Linked DNA regions of Homo sapiens: region 2 is linked to region 1. Evidence: read pairs that join two places in POLR2A ChIA-PET (ENCODE). Cell type or tissue: PC-9. All regions are shown on one strand. Links, peaks and the distances in the headings refer to the core of each region. The heading gives the core; the rest is flanking DNA.

Region 1 (2,925 bases), core at 104-2,603:
GTTAATTATAGGTGATCACAGTTTTTGTTTCTTGTTATTAATTTCAAATAGCTTTATGAAATAATTATATTTGCTGTCTTTCTTAGATAAGTCAAGAACATAATGTGTTTCTTTTGAGCTCCTTCAGGGAGAGTAAGTTTAATTTATTCTTCCACTAGAAAGAAAGATACTGTGCTTTATTCACTGCTGCACACCCAGTGCCCAGCGTATAGGAGACACTCACATTTGTTGAATGAATGAATCAGTCTCTGCATCCCTGCCACCTAGCACAGTAATGGACATGAGATACTGAGTAAGCATTTATTAAATTGAGTTGAAAGATTTGAATATATTACCAGAAAATTTTTGGAAGGCCAAAAATCTCATATCAGAATGACCAGTATATACTTATTAATGGAAGCTCAGGAATTCCTGAAGAATAGCTTTTCTGTTGGTAAATATGTACTAACTGGTTGAGTAATATATGCTAATGTAATTTAAAAAATTATGTGATTGTGAAGGCAGGAAAGCGATGGATTGTTTCAGGCCAGGCCCACTGCTTGCTGTACTTTAATGTCATTGCTGCTTATCGCCTTCTCTGCAGCCTTGTTGACACTCCTGACAACAAGTGTTTGTCTTTGGCTTCTAGGGCACTGTTTCCTGTTCCTTTACCTTTCTTGTTGGTTCTTCTGGCATCTGCCCTTAATCCTTTATCCTACAATTGAATATACTGTTTCTGAGGAATTCTGTGTTCTATGAATAGAGTCAATGATGACTGTGACCTCTGCATCTTCAGCTGTTTGGAGCCCCAGCCCTGTATTTCTAACAATATAGTGAATCTCTCTTCTGGTCTTTCCCACAAACTTAACATCCAGCCCTATATTTATGCGCTCATATTTGTGTCTGTTCTTCTTGTATTCCTCGTTACACGCCACCATTCTTTCATTCTGGAAATGTAGACTTTAATTTTCAGAGCCCTTACTCTATACATCCTACCTGACAGGTCCTACTAATTTTACCTCAGAGAAGCCTGTACAGTTGGTCCTGTTTCTTCTGTGTCTACTGCCTTAAATTCTGCACTTCATCACTTGGGCTGTGGTAATAACCACATACCTGGAATCCCTTTCGGTTTATTTTCTGTGTTGACCCAAGTAATCATTCTTAAAAAAAACAACAACACACATTTAGGACTGGGAACAGTGACTCACACCTGTAATTTCGACACTTTGGGAGGCCAAGGCGGGTGGATCACCTGAGGTCAGGAGTTCAAGACTATCCTGGTCAACATGGGTGAAACCCTGTCTCTACAAAAAATACCAAAATTAGCCGGGCATGGTGGCGGGCGCTTGTAATCCCAGCTACGTGGGAGGCTGAGGCAGGAGAATTGCTGGAACCCAGGAGGTGGAGATTGCAGTGAGCCTAGATGGTGCCACTATACTCCAGCCTGGGGGACAGAGCGAGACTGTCTCAAAAAAATAAAATAAAATAAAAAACAAATTTAGTTAAATGCTTTACTTGAAAACCGATCTCATGCTATCTACAACATTTTCATTGCTAACTCCCCCCATATATTTCCTGTGTTCCAGCGATCTCAGGCTACTTGTGATTACTCACTGTATGCTCACCCATGCCTCCCTGTTAGGCAGGAGTGAAGGAGGAATAAGAGCCTGGAGGGATTTATTCAGCTTTGTCTGTGGGTAATTATACTCATCCTGCATCTTGAAAGATGAGTTTATTTTGACAGTCCTCTTAGCTGCTTCTGTCTCTCTCCAATTCCATACCCCATTCCAAGTTTTGGACAGAAGAGTATGATTGGACCAGCACATTCATGTTTTTGATACAGGCTTCACTGGTCACAGGTCTGCTGGATACCTGTGGATGCACACATTTGCCGTAGTCTGCGGTGTTGGAGATGGGGACAGAACAGTATCACATATGTGAAACAGAGCCAGTGCTTCCCTTCCCAACAGTCGTAGGCCAGGCAATGTGGACTGTGGGTTGACATCACTGGAGACTGTTTCAGAATCAGAATAAAGACCAATAATAAACCTTTTTTTTTTTTTTCTATTTATGGAATATGGGAGCTGTGGAAGAGAGGTATTACTAGGCTGGTTGTTTGCTTCAGGGATCTGCTTCTCATCTTTCCAGGACTTAATTCAGCTACTACCTCTGTTAAAATTTTTCTTTGATGCTGTGCAACTTACTGAATAAGATTTTACCTGCTGATCTGTGATGTCACTATTGCCATATACAAAAGTCCCATGACTATTTCTGGTTTTAAAATTCTGTATTAACAATTCGTGTTTTGATATGGAATAGGGCAAATATGCATTAAATATGCTGTTTCTCAAAGTTTTTTCTTCTAGATAAATGTTAGAATTAATATATCACATAAGCATACAAAACAAACACGTAAGAAAAATCCTAGTAGGATTTTCATTGGGATTGCATTTGGTTTATGGGTTAATTTTGGCAGAATTACATTTATCCTTTCTACTCAGGAGCAAGTCTGTCTTTTCATATATTCAGGGTTTTTTTGTGTGTGTCTATCAGTAGCATTTTACATACACAGACACCCATATGTAAATATGAATGTTATATTACATGAAGTATTTTAAACTTGCGTTTGCTATTGTGACTATATTTCCGTTTCAATTTCTAACTGGTGATTAATAATATATAAAAAAACTGTCAATTTTTGGCCGGGCGCGGTGGCTCATGCCTGTAATCCCAGCACTTTGGGAGGCCAAGGTGGGCGGATCACGAGATCAGGAGATCAAGACCATCCTGGCTAACACGGTGAAACCCTGTCTCTACTAAAAATAAAAAAAAAATTAGCCAGGCGTGGTGGTGGGTGCCTGGAGTCCCAGCTACTCAGGAGGCTGAGACAGGAGAATGGCGTGAACCCGGGAGGCGGAGCTTACAGTGAGCAGAGTTCACGCCACT
Region 2 (2,925 bases), core at 161-2,660, 940 kb after region 1:
GAACACCAGTGTATGGGATAGCAAAGACAAACAAATCATCCTCAGAATAGAAGGTAGTTCCTTGAGTGAAAGAGGTAAGAAGGGAGGGGCAGCCCTCACATCCACAAAGGGTCCCATGCTTAGAATCATGGCCTTATTTAGGCTGTCACAGAGAAACCCCAATGAGGCCAAAAGACAGAGACGTCCTTTATACATCAATAAGCACATGTCCTATTCCAAGCTTAAGCTCCTGGCATGCACAGTGAGTGGACCCATGCATCTTTACAAATCCTTAAAACATTCTGCAGAAGGCAAAATGAAAGTACCCAGTATTTTATAAATGACACATTCATTAACTTGTTAAGCACAAGCCTTTAAAATGTGCCACCAACTAGCGTCAGATGTGCCCCAATATTTATAACCTTGTTTCCACACTACCTTCATTTTTTAACATACCAGTGGCTTCCGAAAATGGAAGTGGCAGGAGCTTTCCAACCCTGAGTGGCCCTAACCTTCTGTGACTCTGGGAGAAAGACTTCAAGAAGCAAGTAAGAGAAAAAACAGTGGGAAGAGGCCTCAGTGGATACGGCTGGCATCACTAGGTATCTCACACTCTGTTCTTTGTTTTCTGTGTTAACAATGGGACGTGGCTGTTCTCTGCCTTTCACGTTCTGTTCTGCCCCATCTAGTTCATAGCCGGCAGCCTCAGCAAAGACCATGTCCACTACAAGAAGTTAAATAAAGCGGCAAAAATGACAAGGGGTTGGCCTTTCTGCTTCTCAGGCATCACCTAATTCTGAAATCAAATGTACTTGAAAGGTAACATTTAGACCATTCCTGGCCCTCCAGGACAAAGTAATCAGGGATTTGAACATGGGGCTAGTTTTCCAAAGACCCTAACAAACTTCACAAACGAAATTCTCACTGGTCACATGAACATCCACTATTTACAAAACATTCTCATTTCAAATATAGAAACTACTTAGTTACACTTCAATCAAAATGAGGTTTGCACATTAAACTAAAAAATATGACAGGCGTTCTAAGACTATACAGGAGATTTCAGGCTGACAATAAGAACTAAGACTCAATGTTTATTTATTTTTCTTTAATTTGAAACAGGGTCTTACTCTGTCACCCAGGCTGGTGTACAATGGCACGATCACAGCTCACTGCAGCCTCAACCTCCTGGGCTCAGGAGATCCTCCTGCCTTAGCCTCCCAAGTAGCTGGGACCACAGGTACACACTATCACTCCGGGCTAATTCTTTTATCTGTAGAAAGGGGTGTCTCACTATGTTGCCAGGCTGGTCTTGAACTCCTGGGCTCAAGCAATTTTCCTGCCTTGGCCTCCCAAAGTGCTGGGATTATAGGCATGAGCCAGTGCACCTGGCCCCAATCTTTATTTTAAATAAATGTGATTTAGTATTTGACTTAGACTTTCGATTGATTTTACCAATAGGGTGACAGAGTTAGCAAAACAATACCACTGATTCTGAAAATAAATGTCAATGTGCCATAAACCATGTTGGAAAAATCTTTGAGTACTTTTTGGCATCAAACCAAGAACACAGTCATCAGTTCTCCTTGCTTGGTAAATTTTAGTCATGGGCTGTAGTCTATGACACATCTTTGAGAGGCAGACTTTGAAGGAGCTAATGCTGGCAGAAACCAACCAGGGTTGATTTTGGATGCAATCCAAGGAAAGCAGAAAGATCAGGTTAATTAATTCCAGTCAGCCCTAAGTAATGATTCTTTAGGGTCTGACCCAACTCTCAAAACAAAAATCACTTTCCCTCCCAAGTTTACGAGCCACCTTCAAATTCCTGAGGACTGCGGTACTAACCAACCTAAAATGAATGCATGCATAGATTTGTAAAGCCAACCAAACTTGTGAACCCTGAAAAACTAAGGTAATCAGTCTTAGTTTCCTAATAAATATAAAAGTGTTTTAATTCCACAGCAAATAATCCAAGCATATAAACTGTTCTTATGCATACAGTACTCTGTATTCCACAGAATATAATACAGTTTTTAAGCCCTCACTTAACTTCAGCAATAGATTCTTGAAAACTGCAACTTTAAGCAAAACAACATACTATGTAACAAAACTAATTTTGCCACAGGCTAATTGATAGAAACAAGAGTCAGGGACAGGCAGTGGCTCAGGTCTCTAATACTAGCACTACGGGAGGCTAAGGGAGGAAGACAGCTTGAGCCCAGGAGTTCGAGACCAGCCTGGGCAACACAGTGAAACCACATCTGTACAAAAAATACAAAAATTATCTGGGTATGGTGGCATATGCCTGTGGTCCCAGCTACTCAGGAGGCTGAAGTGGGAGGATCATTTGAGCCTGGGAGGCTGAGGCTGCAGTGAGCCGTGATCATGCCACTGCGCTCCAGCCTGGACACTAAAGGAAGACCTCTTAAAAATAGAAAGTCAAGTTCCTTTCTTCAAGTTCCACGGGCATACAGCGTGTCATTTTGCTTAAAGACACAGTTTCTAAGAACATATCAACAGTGTTAAGTGAGGACTTACCGTACTACTTTATCACCAGTTGGGTTAATTGGTTAAAAGAGGAATGCAATATAATTTATTTGATGATAAACCGCTATGACAGATAGTGGGCAATTATTCCTTCCTTCCTCCCCCATGCTTCTGAAAAAAAAAAAACTACTTCAACTGGTCACTTGCCAAAAACAAACGAAGAGATCAAACGGTCTTTTTAAGCAAAGCCAGGTTTCCGGGCCATGAACACGTAGCTTTGCTAAGAGAAGCATGAAATGTGAGTAGCCACAAACCTTAACAATCACGAGAACCAACAGCAAGGAACAGATAGCAAGTATTCACAGGAGACCGTGGATAGGGTCCCATAATACCTATGTCAATGACTGAGCCCAAAGGCTAGTAAGTGGCAGGGAGAGATTCTAATAAGATCAGTCTGAC

What was found. ChIA-PET counts read pairs that join two places held together with the same protein. Peaks named below come from ENCODE experiments on the same cell type or tissue, not always from the same donor. Only the 100,000 strongest peaks of a DNase experiment are listed, where the experiment ranks them.
Region 2: POLR2A ChIA-PET joins it to region 1 with 7 read pairs; 1 of 35 experiments calls an interaction of 5 or more read pairs at or near these places.

Annotation. Positions count from the first base shown.
Region 1 is chr2:222,877,868-222,880,792 of GRCh38, forward strand. All of the region lies in intron 1 of ACSL3 (acyl-CoA synthetase long chain family member 3), which reads left to right. Among named protein-coding and RNA genes, the nearest start is that of ACSL3, 18 kb to the left of the region's middle. In PC-9, for the core only: no CTCF peak of the experiment used is centred there; DNase peaks (open chromatin) are centred at 624, 1,184 and 1,614; H3K4me3 peaks cover 715 bases; H3K27ac peaks cover 2,486 bases.
Region 2 is chr2:223,813,701-223,816,625 of GRCh38, forward strand. The region is part of intron 1 of AP1S3 (adaptor related protein complex 1 subunit sigma 3); the gene reads right to left. Among named protein-coding and RNA genes, the nearest start is that of AP1S3, 22 kb to the right of the region's middle. In PC-9, for the core only: no CTCF peak of the experiment used is centred there; a DNase peak (open chromatin) is centred at 1,651; H3K4me3 peaks cover 619 bases; H3K27ac peaks cover 2,321 bases.